Regions from separate parts of the Homo sapiens genome. Here region 2 is linked to region 1. The links are chromatin contacts, found by Hi-C or POLR2A ChIA-PET in ENCODE. All regions are on one chromosome and are shown on one strand. Each heading gives the region's core, a stretch centred on a gene start or an enhancer-like site at or near the end of the contact. The rest is flanking DNA. Distances are from core to core; before and after follow the strand shown.

The links. A loop is a pair of places that touch in the nucleus more often than their neighbours do. ChIA-PET counts read pairs that join two places held with the same protein, here RNA polymerase II (POLR2A). Pooled maps may share reads with other maps.
Region 2: a loop to region 1 is called in a pooled map, with 4 times the contacts of the local background. The contact joins two enhancer-like sites. A Hi-C loop is called at or near these places in 7 of 50 pooled maps. POLR2A ChIA-PET finds 5 or more read pairs at or near these places in 2 of 52 experiments (activated CD4-positive, alpha-beta T cell and activated naive CD4-positive, alpha-beta T cell).

What each region holds. Positions count from the first base shown.
Region 1 is chrX:39,436,713-39,443,860 of GRCh38, reverse strand. No RefSeq gene overlaps it. Among named protein-coding and RNA genes, the nearest start is that of LINC01283, 5.4 kb to the right of the region's middle. RefSeq lists enhancers at 3,169-3,218, 3,309-3,588. Within about 2 kb of position 3,545, at least 4 of the 41 ENCODE cell types and tissues checked have a DNase peak (open chromatin) inside an H3K27ac peak, as active enhancers do.
Region 2 is chrX:39,305,609-39,312,756 of GRCh38, reverse strand. LINC01281 (long intergenic non-protein coding RNA 1281) reads left to right here. Exons shown (of 4, transcript NR_038968.1): 3 at 4,857-5,115; 4 at 6,590-7,148. Among named protein-coding and RNA genes, the nearest start is that of LINC01281, 18 kb to the left of the region's middle. Within about 2 kb of position 3,361, at least 8 of the 41 ENCODE cell types and tissues checked have a DNase peak (open chromatin) inside an H3K27ac peak, as active enhancers do.

The DNA.
Region 1 (7,148 bases), core at 2,296-4,795:
TTTCCTTTTGCCCATTCTTGCAGTAAATCCCACTGGCAGCACTTTAAAACAGAGATGCAGAACCTCGCCACTTGCCACCCTCTCTAGTCCCGCCTCACCCTCTCAAGCCTGGATCACTGAGGCAGCCTCTTGAGTGACTGCCCTAACAGCTTGTTCTTAACACGACAGCTAAAGTGCTCCCTTATTATTATATATTTTTTTCAGAGACAGGGGTCTTACTTTTGTTGCCCAGGCTGGTCTTGAACCTTGGCCTCAAGTGATCCTCCTGCCTCAGCCTCTAGAGAAGCTGTGACTACAAGCACAAGCCACCATTCTGGGCTTAAAATGCTCCTTGTAGAACATGAGTCAGACCGTGTCCCTCCACAGCTCACTACCTTCCAATGGCCCCCAGCTCATCCGAAGGAAAGCCAGTCATCACAGTGGCACACATGGCCCTACCCAATCTCCCCTTCCCCCATTGCCCCTGTGACTTCATTTCCTACCACCCTCCCCATTGTCCCCCTGCCTTAGTCATGACTGCTTCCTTGCCCTTCCCCCAACAGGCTAGGCACACATCTATCTGAGGGCCTTTGCCCTGGCCCTTTCCTCCTTCTTCTTCTTCAGGGCTTGACCCCAAAGTCACCTTCTAGTGACACCTTTCCAGACCTATTAAAGGCTGCAACCCTATTACTCTCTTCAACCCTCCCTAGCAACCTTCCTTGATTTGTTGCTATTCATAGCTCTTTACAACCTTGCTATATATTTTACTCCCCCACTAGAATGTAGGCTCCGTGAGGGCAAGAAATTGGGGCAGTTGGTTCACAACTGAATTTTTAATACCTAGAAGAAGGCCTGGAACAGTGATGTGCCTGATAACAATTTGTTGAGTACATAACATTAATTTTCTTGGGTCATAATCTATGCTGTTAGTGACCAGTGTATTTTTCTCTCCTTTCCTTTCTCTTTCCTTCCTTTCTTCCTCCTTTCTTCCTCCCTTCCTCTTCTTCTTTCTCGTCCTTCATCCTCTCTTCCTTTCCTCACATCTCCTCGCTTCCTCTTCTCCTTTTCTTTCTTAACTAAATAATGCTTACTCTACCTTCAATTTCTGTAGTGCCTTGTAGTTTGTAACACTCTTTCACACAATCTCATCCGATCTTGGCAATAACTGTGGGAGGCCAACTGGGCAAGCCCTTCTATCCTCCTATGATTGAGGGGTCAGCCTGAGGTGAAGGAAAATGAAGCAGGTGTTCTAGATGGCCCACAGTTGATTCTCTGGGCTCAGATGCTGGGCTGCTTACCTCCAGTTGTGGTTCATGGTTTCCAGTCCCCTAACAGCCTTTCAGCTCCAGTGACCACATCTCCCTGCTTCTCTGCCCTGGACATGCTCAGTTGAGCACAAGTGCAACTCAGAGGTACAGGGGGAGTTAATGTCCCCAGGGCAACCCTGAAACATGGGGGATGAGAGTTGGTAGATGTTGTGGATTGAATGTTTGTGTCCCTCTGAAATTTATATGTCAAAGCCTTAACCTCCAGTGTGATAGTATTTGGAGGTGGGGTCTTTGAGAGATGATTAGATTTAGATGAGGTCATGGGAATGGGGGTCCCCATGATGGTACTAATATCCCTATACGAAGAGGAAGAAATGAGACAGAGTTCTCTCTCTTTCTGTCATGTGAGGACACAGCGAGATTGCAGCTGTCTGCAAGCCAGGAAGAGAGCTCTCACTAACAACCGAATCTGTGGCATCTTGTTCTTGGACTTCTAGCTCCCAGAACTGTGAGAAATAAACACCTGTTTTTCAACCCATCCATTTCTTTGGTATTTGTTATGGCAGCCTGATGGACTAATACAGTAGGTAAATACCCAGTCTCCCTGTCCCCAGACGGGACAATTCTAAGGCATGTTGCACTGGGTTTCTGGAAGATTCTCTGGAGGGATTGAGCCCCAGCTGCCCACAGGGGTAATGTCCTCATTAACACCTCTTTTATTTGCTTCCCTCACTTCCCTGCCTCACTTCCCTGATTCCTTGCTGTGCTTCCTGGGATCACCTCCCAGTCAAACCACCTGCATCTAAGTCCTTTATGAGATACCTAACCTGATGCAGAAGGGGACACCAGGTTTTTCTGATGATACTGAGAGATGCTTCTGCGACCTTGGACAAGGGCTGCCAGATGTACAAATAAATACAGGACTCCCATTTACATGTGAATTTTAGATAAACAACAGATACATTTTTAGTGTAAGTTCTGTGCAATATTGGGGGCATACTTACACTAAAAATTGTTGTTTGGGCATATTTATACTAAAAAATCATTGTTTATTGGAAATCCAAATTTACCTGGGCATCTTGTATTTTCTCTGGCAACCTGAATCATGGCTGGAAAGAAGGGTGAACTAATTAGGAAACTGGAAATGATTACAAAGTCCTGGATTTTGTGTCATTCTGGACTGGATAAGGCAGATTTGTGAGCCTTTTAACCTTTATCATACCTAATCTGGGAGTGGTTTGCACCCCATCATCCTCTTGGGCACCCTATACAGCTAACTGCATGTGAGGACAGTCGGGGAGAAACATCACTCAAGGAGGTTAAGGAAATGACCACAACCCAGGGGTCTGTTCCCTGAGGTGAAAACCCTAGTGGCCTTCAAGGCTGTAGTCATACATTTCCCAGGTAGCCTTAGAAGGAGTAGCAGTACAGAGTGCCAACAGCAGAAAATGGAAAGTCTTAATCACATTCCTTTCTTTGGCTACCATCAGCATGACAGCAGTAAAATTGTGTTTCAGCAGCAGGGGGCCCAGCCAACCTGCTACTGGTCACTTCCCCACAGGGCCTGGGACTGAGGACTGCATGAGTGCTGGATACTAACTCCATGCCTCACCTTACTCTAAGCATGTCACAGAGATTAGCACATTTAATACAGCAACAACTCAAGGAGAGAGGTAGAACCTCAGATGAGGAAACTGAAGCACATTAAATCACTCAGCTCTGAGATGGGAGATCTGGCATCCAGACCCAAGCAGTGTGACATGGGTGATGTCACTTCTAGTCACTGTAACACACTCCTCAGAACTGTTCCTGGGACCATGAAATAGTGCATGTAAAGGACCCAGCCCAAAGTCACTGCCCAGGTGGAGTCTGAAGGTGTCCATTCCAGATATCGTCATTATTTTAATATTACTCTTATCCCCATCTTCTCTTGAGCCCTGAAAATGGCAGTCAGCCCTAGTGATGGTGACTGTAGAGAGACCAGGCTGGTCTGTCTTCCCGAGGGCTGCTGGGCAGCCCAGATAAACTTTTCAATCCCTTAATCCCCTTCACCGAGACTGCAGTCACCTCCTGCCTCCATCTTGCAGGCCATGAGTTTATCGCACAGTCAGAAATAGCTGCCAGGTCCCCTGGAAAACAAGCCTGCAAAAGAAGCCTGTGAAGCACAAGCTCCAGGCAGGAGCAAACCAAACAACAACCTGCACTGCGGTCAGGCAAAAAAGCCCCTCTGTGTTTGTTATCAATGCTGACCGGGTGCTGGGATGGTTTTGGTTTTGGTTTTCTTTTAACAGTGGCTTAGCTGTTTTTATAAGAGCTGAATTCTGATGCTAGGCCAGGCAGCTAAAGTAGAATCCACCCAATATTCCCCCTCCTTTTACAACTAGCCATAGGGAAGTCCTGAATTTGGGCTCCAGATCTCCCAGCTTTCAGGATACACTCATCTGGCCTCTGCCTTGCCCTCATCTTAAGTCCTAGAGTGTTGCTAACAGGGGCAAGATAAGGACACCGACAGGGTGGGCGCCTCTATATGCTGTCGGTGCCCCGCCCTGTTCCCTCAGCCTGTTCAGGCTGACTCCTAACTGCCAGTGTGTGTGTCTCTTTGCCTGATGGCTTTCTAGAAACTGTGGACCACCACACTGCCCGTGCACATGAAAGAATTACATGACTATTGCAAGCTAGTGTATAAACAGCCCAGCTCCATGAATGAGATAACTTGGATAAGGTTGTGCGTTCTCCACCAGTGCTACTTGAAGTGTGGTCTCCAGGCCCTTGACAAGCTGTGAAATGTTTATTGCTTGTACATTTCAAGGTACATACACAAATGGAAAGTTGGCGTTTACGAACGTTTATAGCAATTTGACATTGCTGTGACATTTTAATTGTATTTTTACAAAAGTATCCACTTATAATGGATTGATAACAACAGCAGACAACCTGGTACTTTCCCCAGACAGCTTGAGAAGCACTGGTCTCTCTAGTTCCTAGTTTCCCCAGTGGGATTAAACTCCAGTTGCCCACCGTGCCAGCCAACTTGATAATGCACCTTTGACTGGCTCCCTTTCGTTACCTGTCTCATTTTCCTACTCCGCTACCAGTGTTTCTTGCATTTCTCAAATAAACTATTTGCATTCATTTCTTTGTTTTGGGGTCGGCTTCTGGGGCAACCCAAACTCAGACACCCTCCCTTGTAAAAGGCTGCCCACGCTGCCATCTGCTGCCTGGGGCATGTCACTGGTGGCTCCTTCATTTTTTCCCCAAGGAATTAGGTAGCCCATTAAGGATGATAAATTTATCTGCCCACCTCTGCATTTCTTCCAGCATCCATGGCCTAAGGTCATGAAGTCACTGCCCTCGGCGTTCTTTGCTTTTTCAGAATGACACACTGGCTGGAGCTGACAGAAAACACACTTTCAGACAGTTGGCAGCCAAGAATCATCAATATTCTGCTTAATATTGAATGCCCCCCACTGCCTTTCTAAGATGGGCTCTTACAGGGCAATGTGGCTTCAAGATAAAGGTCTGAAGCATGCCCTGGGCAGCAGATAGTGGCATGGGTAGCCTTATACAAGAAAGGGTGTTTGACTTTGGGTTGCCCCAGAGGCCAAAGTTGAAACAAAATTTATAGGCTAGAAGGGCCAGTTAGAAAAACCTGTTCTTTTTCGGAAGTCACTTTTGCATGTACGTGGAATGCTTTTGTTCAGATATAAAGCACCCAGGCTCAGTCTGTTATGCCCTGAATCATTTTCTTGTGGCTCAGGGCCTCCCTTGACTTGAGTGCTATTATCCCTCTGCCTGTTAGACCATGCTCTCTATCTCTGGGCTTGCTCCTTGGTTGTTTACAGATTTCTCAATCTGTCTGCTCAGGCTGAAAGAGACCCCACCGCCCATAAAAACTCTGTGGTTCTAAATCATTTCTCTCTCTCTTTCACTCAACTCAGTCCCCAAAACTCCCAGAGCCCGGAATTAAAACCATCTTGAAATCCAAATTTGTACTTCTCCATCTAGCAAAGTAATTTTACCTTTGGCTTTTTGGGGGTGTTTATGTCGGTACTTCAGACATCCCTGTTGGCCACCAGTCCTCAGTGCTTGCCCTACTCTAGTGGTCTGGAGTAGAATGATTCTCTTGAAGCTTTTTACATATTTTGCAAATAATGTCTGTCCTCCCGGCTCGGCCAGGCTGGAGTCAGCAGGCCACCTGCACAAGCATGCACACTGGCTCTTAGGAACGTGTTCAGTTCTGGGGTAGGGGCTTGCTGGCACTAATGTACATCCATTTAGAAATCCCTCAATGAGAATGTGAGTGAGTCTAGCACCGTTTCAGGGACTGTGGCCAAGGGTTGTAGCTGTTTCAGTCTGGCTGGGGGAAAAATGAACTATGATCAGTAAGAGCTACTGAGAGGCAGAATAGGAGGAGGGGCAGAGGTCAGACTCTGGGGCTGATTGCCTGAGTTCAAATTCTGGCTTTGTGTGACTTTGACAAGTAATCTAACTTCTCTGGGCTTCACGTTCTTCAACTATAAAAGGGTGATAGTAGGAGCCCCTATCTTAAGGGATTGTCTTGATGATTTCACGAGTTAATCTAAATTAGTTTTCAATGCCTCAAAACGTTAGCTGTACTATTACTATTAATACTACGACTGCTCTGTGATATTAAATAGAAGTGATACACAGAAAATAGGAGTTAAGGTGGACTTTGGTAATCAGAGAAGGCTTCCTGGAGGAGGAGGCTTGATCTAGGCAAGGAAAGTTGGGTAGGATTCTATGAATTGTGGTCAGAGGTCAGACTAACAGACTATTTTCCAAAGACGACAGCCAGCAATATCCCTTGAGCCACAGACTCTTCTATAAGGTGTCCTTGACCCTCCTCCCATTGAGAGGTGGGGGTCTATGTCCCTTCTTGAATATGGAGTGGTCGGTTTATGACTGCTTCAATCAATAGAATCCAAGGGAAATGATGCTGAGACTGGACCATAAAATGGCCATGCAGCTTCCCCCTTATTTGCTAAATCACTTGCATAGGAGGCCCATGAGCTCTGAGCTGCTATGTAAGAAGCCTAACTATTCTGAGGCCACCATGCTGTGAGGAAGCCCAAGCTATGTGGACTTCCTTCTGTAGGTGTCTGCCTGGCAGTCTTTGAGTCCTCCCAACCCAGGAATCAGACATGGGACTAGGAACCCTCAGGTGATTCCAGATTGCACTCCCCAGCTGCAAGTCATCCTTAGGCTTGAGTCTTCCCAGATGAGGCTTCAAACATCCTATAGCAGAAATAAACCATCTTTGCCATGCCATGTCTGAATTTCTGACCCACAGAATCTCTGAGCATAATAAAATGATTGTTGTTTTAAGCCACTACGTTTTTGAAGGTGATTAGTTACCCACCTGCTTGTTATATGCAGTGAAAAGGCAGCTCTAATGGCAGGGCTGGCATGAGCAAAGTCACTGAAGAGAGCACAGTGAGAATTCTGAGGGTAAGGACAGCAAGGAAAGAGGGCAGCAGTGGGGCCCATGTCCTGTTCCTTCCCACCCCTACGCAACATCATCTCATCATCCTACAGTAGGTAAACATGATGGAAGGTGATTCATGATAGTTCATGAAAACATCTGTGCAAATTTTAAAACATCAACTCTGGTTCAATTCATTCTCTGACAGGGTGAAAGTTCAAAGAATATTGCAATAAATAACATGAAATGCGTATTGATAGGGTTTGGCTGTGTCCCCACCAAAATCTCAACTTGAATTTTATCTCCCAGAATTCCCACTTGTTGTGGGAGGGACCCAGGGGGAGGTAATTGAATCATGGGTGCCGGTCTCTCCCATGCTATTCTTGTGATAGTGACTAAGTCTCATGAGATCTAATGGGTTTATCAGGGGTTTCCGCTTTTGCTTCTTCCTCATTTTC
Region 2 (7,148 bases), core at 2,112-4,611, 130 kb after region 1:
GAGAGAAGGAAGGGTAGCAGCAGGTGCTAGAGAAGAGACATTGCAAGATGGGGAGTTCTAATCAAAGTAAGTTGAACATTAAAAAAAGACATACCTCAGACTGAGGAAACTGAATAAACTGAGTTTCTCAAATAATCTATTTTTTCCCCCCATGATGCTGGAGTGTGAATAAGAAAAGGCCCCAGTAACAGTACCAAGAATAGTCACTGGCTCTGGTTACCTCAGTGAAATTTCTGGAACTCTGGCTTGAAGTTCTCTCCTTGGCCGCAACAGGATGGTCCTATGTGAGCCTGCCCTAGCCCCCCTCCTCAGTTCCTGTTCAGATGTGACTGTCCTTCATCCACTCATCTCGTGCATAGCTTGCTCCTCTCGGCTCAGTTCTCCATCTCTCCAGAGTCAGAGCCTTGTATCCATCAGGGGCCCCACATTCTTCCTTCTTAGGTCAGTTACTCACTGTTACAGGGTGGCACACTCACTGTGCTGTGCTCCTAGCTACCCCTCTGCTCTCATCCAGCATCCATTCGTTCGTTGAACAAATGCTTATTGGCCAGGTGCGGTGGCTCATGCCTGTAATCCCAGCACTTTGGGTGAGACAGGAGGATGGCATGGGGCCAGGAGTCCGAGACCAGCCTGAGCAACATATTGAGACCTCCATCTTTACCAAAAAGAAAAAAAAAAGTGCCTATTGACAGATACTTGGTGCCAGGATGGGCACCTTTCTTTCATGTCAGAGCCACTGCCTAAGAGCTTAATGAAACAACTGCCTAAGAACCTCCAACCCTGGGCTGCCATGATCTCTCTCATGGTACAACGGGTTCTTAGGTAAACATTTCTTCTACCAGGCTTCCTACCCATGCCCTCACCCCATTCTGGGCCTTGCTCTGCAACCAGCACAGTACAATGTAGTTCAGAGGAACTCGACCCACCCTATCTATGCTGAAGTGCTCACAGGCCTTCCTGTGGGGGTTGTAGGTAGCCCAGGAGTAGCAGAGCCTCCTGTATTTGCCCTTTACCATCCAGTAGAAGAGAGAATCTCTTCTTGTAGCTCCAGAAAAAGAAAGGAGCATTCTCACCTTTCCTTCATCCCCATGCAGGGTGGGGGATGGAGAGAAGTGGGGAGGGGACAGCAAGCTTGTTTGATAAGTCCCTCTCCTGGGGATACTAACTCATCTTCTCTTTTCCTTCTTTTGGGACAAGCAGATAGCCCGTGGATTGTGCTTTTTCATTTATGATAGACTATTCAGCAGAAGAAAGAACAACAAAGGCAACAGCCTTTCAGTTCTCTTTGGACTGCACATGAAATCAAACCTGGAACAGCCGTCCCCTGTGTTCTTCTCTCTGCTGCCCTGCCTGTTGCCTTTCTCTGCTCTAATTAATTCTGTTGATTCTCACATCCCCACTCCTGGGCTCCTCTATATAGCTGTGTAGGTCGTGCACTGTATAAACTCTCCCATCCCCAATCCCCTCTGTGTTTTGCCTGCCATGCCTCCCCAGTCCCTTTAACCCCATAGAGCCCTTCTTACTTCATTTCCTGCAAGTTCCTCTTCCCTAACTGCCTCAAGAGAGAAGAAGCCTGACCTCTGTAGGGCCTGACCCACATTTATCACCCTTGGCAGGGTAGGGCAGGGCCAAAGCCAGGTGTCTACTGCTCAAGAGAGTCAAGGGGCCTCCTTTCCCAGGGAGCTGCCCCAAACAGCTCACAAAGCCCGGAATCTTTTTCTCATCACAGTTTTGCCTTGCCAGAAGTAAATTGTTCTCTAGGTTCACCAAAAGGCCAAAGAAGCTGTTTCATAAATAAGCTTAGCATCTACTTTTGCGTATTCCCTTTAACCTGGCGGGCTGCTCCTCCCCGAGCACCAAATTTGTGGAACTACATACATACATCCTTACAGCACCCTGCACAGTTCACAGCCTCAAGCATGTTAAAAAAAAAAAAAAAGGTGACCTTGTTTTCTCTCCATAACAATCCCATGATAGAGATATTGACCAGTTTTATGGAAAATAAAACTGAGGCTTGGATCACATCCCTGTGGCAGAGTCAGATTTGAACTGAAGTCTGCTAGTCCCAAAGAGATCCAAGGTCTGCCTGTGTTCTTAGTCACCCTAGATCTTTGCTCCCTTGAGCTGTCCCACGCCCGTCTCCCACCTTCCCTGTTCCTCTCAGTGCCTGTGCTCATGACCCATGGCCTTTCACCCTCCCATCAGACCTATGTGTCCAATTCCAATGCCTGCCTTCCCTCCTTGGTCCCATCTCACATTTGTCCTCCTGGGGTGCTTTCAGCCACTCTCCACATAATACTGCTGTCTGAGCCAGCCCAGTCTGGGGATCTAGCACTTAGGAATATGCCCACAGGACTGGCATTCTAGCTGGGTGTGTCCCATCCAAATACACAAGATTTTTCTTTTCCCTCCAGCCCCTGACAGTGCCGGTCATCCAGTTCTACAGTATAAACTGGCCATAGGCCCACAACGACACCTCTAGCTTGAGCACTGCCTTAACAAAACAACAATAACAACAACATCAACATCATCATCATCATCATACACAACAACACAAGTCTGAATGGCTATCTGCCTCCTCTCCATCCCAAGCGTCATCTCTCCTCCCTCTCTTCCCCCAGCCCTCAGGGACCAAGATGGGGAAATTGTCCTGTAATCGCATTTTACATGCACGTGCACAGGATCGAGGCATTTCTCTCATCTGGTTATCTTTGGAAACACTGGAAGGGAAGGGGATATTAAAGTAATCCTCCTCTGCTTCCATCTTGAAAAAAAAAGCGGCACATTTTGATTCACTACCTTATCTTTAAAGAAACCCGACATGGAAAAGGCAAGGAGATAAGATCTATGACTTCATCAGCTTGTTCTCTGAAGTTGTTTCAAGCTTCACCATCCCCCGACAGGCCCCTTCATTTCCTGTTTTCAATATCTAATGGCAAAGAATACACAGCCGCTCAGAGCTAAGTGACCCTGGGGGTCAACACAGGAAGCTGGCCAGGGAGGAAGCTTTTAAGATCCAAACTGGAATCTGGCCACAAGTCAGGAGCACATCTTCTTAATTCGAATTTTATTTTTACCTTCACTTTGTGGTCAGCAGCTCTCAGAACAGCTGCTGGTTTGAAATACCTTAAATGTAATTTGAAAACTCATAAGGTTTAAAATTAAAAGAAAAAAATACTTTAGGATCTTATAACAGGAATTCTTGACAACCTCTTTCTTTCAAGATGCTCCAAATGCCTCCCAGACGTGATTGCGTCAGTTCTTGCTGCCTCCCACGGTGGAGGCCAAGGAACCAGTACCATCTGAATCATTTTATGGAGGGGAAAACACAGACACCCACTTGTTCCTGCTTACCCAGCAAGTCAGCACAACATTATGACAGGTGTTTTCCAGTGCCCAACCAGTCTAGAGTAGGGAGTGTGTGTGCATAATATGGGTCACAATCACAATGTCAAGAGCAAGGAAAACTAACTATCTTGGTTCTGGCCACCTGCCATAGAGGTGCACTTCCTGGCAATGGCCATTTCTGTTCCATCTCTTCTGTCACCAGCAGCGTCCTTGGGTGGGCTCTTGTTGGTTGACATGACAATACTGCCAGCTACTCTCTTGACAGTCAGGGAATAGCATTCCTTGCAGGGGGCGTCACACAGAAACATCCCTACCTGCCAGGATCGTCCACTATCTGAGGGGCTGAGCACATGGTGCTTCTATGGCAAACTGAACTGCATGGAGCACTAAGCTTTGTCTCTCTTAGATGGGTTTCCTTTTCCTGCTTCCTGTCTCTAATACTTCCCAAAGGCCAGAGGCCTGACCACACAGGTGTAGACCTTGGATCAGGGAGCAGATCTGTCACTTGCAACCGAGGGGTGGCCCACTATGATGTGGGTCTGGAGCATAAGCTCAGGGCCTTCTCCCTGCAAGGCTGATCTGGGGCAGTGTTGCATATTCTGGAGGTTGTAGTAGATGGTGTCAGAATCCAACCCATATCTTCTTGCCGCTAATATTTTAAAGAATACCACCCAACTCCCAGCCAGCAATTCCTTTATTCCCTTGCTTCAGGGCTTTCTTAGGACAAGAAGCATACTTTACCTGTTGCTGCTGACAGCCAGAAGTACCAAGGATTAACATCCCTCCTAATTCTGCAGAGCAACCCTCAGCCATTGACAGACAGGACTGGGTATATAAATACCCCAGCTTCATCACCCTCAGGTGGGCTAACTCTGAGGCACACATTCTGTGCTGACTTTCAGTGGTTTCTAGCAGGATTAAGTTCCAGTTGCCCACAGTGGCAACTGACTTGGTGATGCCTTCTTTTATTTCTCCACTCGCTTTACTAGTGTTTTTTTGGATTAGTTCCAAAATAAACTATTTTCACTTGGGTTCTTATCTCATTCTGCTTCTGGAGAACCTAACTGAGTCATGGGAAGAACTCTTCTGCCACCCCAGCCACTGATGGGGCTGTCACTTCCAAGCCTGAAGCAAAGATTTCTGGAAACTTTCCCATGTCTGGAGGCTAAGTCTGGGAGCTTCTCTGACCTCTTCCTAGGCCTTTTTAAATCTTCTTTTCCATGATTCCATGATTCTCAAAGTCTTGCTCCCAACATTATCCTTAGCTACAAGATATCATCCAGGTCTAGTACACTGTTCTCATTTTTACATTTTATAGAACACAAAACTGAGGCTCAGAGGGGTAAAAAACTTGCCCAAATTTACTTACTTTGCAAATGTCAGGCAAAGAAGAGACCAAAACCCAAGCATCTAGATTTATGGTCCACAGTATTTGTCAAGTAAAGCTATTTATGTGTAAACTTGGCTCATGAGTTTTTGTTCTGAATCCTTCTTCTTTTTCATTACAGCAAAGAATTGGGTCCTGAAAGTAGCATACTCAATGGGGACTGTGAGCATGCATCACTTAATCAGTACATTGGCACTCCACTCCCTCCTGGGCCAGATTGTATGTAGGTCAACACCTCCAGTGGCTGAACCTCCAGAAGGGCTATCACAAAGGTCTGAGAATCTGTCTCCCTTAAGGCAGCGAGAAGTGGTCACAGACACGGCTTGGCTGCTAGCATGGCAGAAGGTCTAGTGGGGGCAGCTGGGACTCCACCAGCCCAGGTACAAGGTCTTTGTATTTACTCTTTTTTTTGGCCTAGAATGCTGTTCCCAGATGGCCACATGGATTAGCCCCTCACTTGCTTCCAGAATTTGCTCAAATGCCATCCTCAGAGAGACCTTTCCTGACCACTGTCTAAAATACAGCCTCTTGTCCCACAACGTTTTAAACCCACTTCATTTTCTCTCTTAGCATTTGTCACCCACTACATGATATTGTGTGTTATCTTTGTTTATTTCTGCCCCCGCACCTTGACCCCAGCCATGAGCATGTGCGTTCCACAAGGACAGATACTTGTTTTTATTGTTTTTTCTTCTGCTTTATTCTCATCACCTTGAACAATGTTAGTGCATCCTAGAAGCTCAAGAAATACCTGTTGAATGAATTAATTAAACACTAAAAGCAAACTATGGCTCAGATAGGACAGGTTAGTTACCTGGGCCCAGGTAGTACATTCAGCTAAGTGGAGCAGAGGCATTATGGGGCCCCAAGCCAGCTTGACTCCATGGCCTCTGGCCCATTTCTCTACCTTGTGCTGGGCTCGTTAAGTTTCCAAAGAACATGGGATTCATAAAGCAGAAAACAAGAAGAAGAGAGATGGATTCTCAGTGGAGATAGGACATATTCCCCTCCCTCTCTCCTTCTCAACCTGCCTCCTCCCTCCTCTGTCTTATCCCAAGGAGCTCCTTAGGAAGAAACCCATCCCCAGTATCTCCCAGAAACTGCTCTCTGAACACTCAGATGCACAATCAACCATTGTTAAGTCCTCAACAATACCTCATCAGCAAGCACAGCACTATAATTAAAAGTAAATCCAGCTCAAGCTCTTTAAAATAGGATCTAATTTAATTGGTGCATTTAATCTATCACTGTCACTCCAAGCCAACCGGGGGAGAATCTCATCGTAGTGGTAGGTGATGGGAAGACTTAAGTGGCCCCACTTCAGGGTCTCCCTGTTGCCCCAGGTCTTGTGAACTACTGGGAACGTAAGGCAGCAGCAAGTCTGGGAACCATACGGGTGCCAACTGAAACTTGGATGTGGCTGCCATGGGGCTCTGCCCTGACATCCAGCCACACTCCCATGAAAGGCTTTCAACAGGGGGTCTGGGCAGGGGTCTCTCCCTCCTATCCACATATCCTCAAAAATGAATCTCAGGGCACCATGCAGAGAAACTTCAAGAGAACTAAGCTCATCTTCACAAGGCTGGCATTGGGGTGTAACCTTTCTACAGAGTCACTGTGTGTCTCTACTTTGAGTCACTATTAGTTTAAGACCCAGCTCAGAAAAAAAAATTCTGTCTCTTCAGAGTAAGATAACACAAAACACCGATCAGTTGGGAAGTCATAAAGTTTGATGCTTCAGGATATTGGCCCCAAAATAATATAGAAATGAGTTATGATCCTGGGTAAGCTACTTACTAAATTATGACTTTTGGGATAATTTTAACCCCCCAACCTTCATTTCCTTGTTTGCAGAGTGAAGATAAGAATACCTATTTTAAAGTTCTGTTGTGAGGTTCAAGTGCCACATATGGGGCCACCAGAAGCTGTTGGCGCCCCTCCCACATCCCTGTGGTCCACTCAGGAGGTTAACTGCAGTCAGCTGTCATTCTGCTGGTGGCTTCCTGCGTCTTTCTGCCTGAGCTTGTTCTTTGGCCCTGGAGGAACCCTCCACCAATGAGAGATGGGAATTGTTGGATAAAAGTCCCAGCTTCCACTCCAAGGCATGTTCATGATCCATGCAGCCTCTGAGAGGCCTCCCATGGGCCTGAGCCCCAGTTGCCCACACTGGTAATACACACATCTGCTCACTCTCCACTGGCTTTCCTCTCTCCCTTTCTCACTGCTTCACCTTCCCAATGTGCCTCCTGGACCACGTCCCAAATAAATGATTGCACTCAAATCCTCGTCTTGGGGTCTGCTAAGGGGAAATCCAAGTCCAGACATTGGTATGACTCAAGTGCTTAATAAATAGACCATGTCACTATTGTAGTTTCTAGATACCCAAAATTCAAATGTGGGTCTCTCTGCTTAT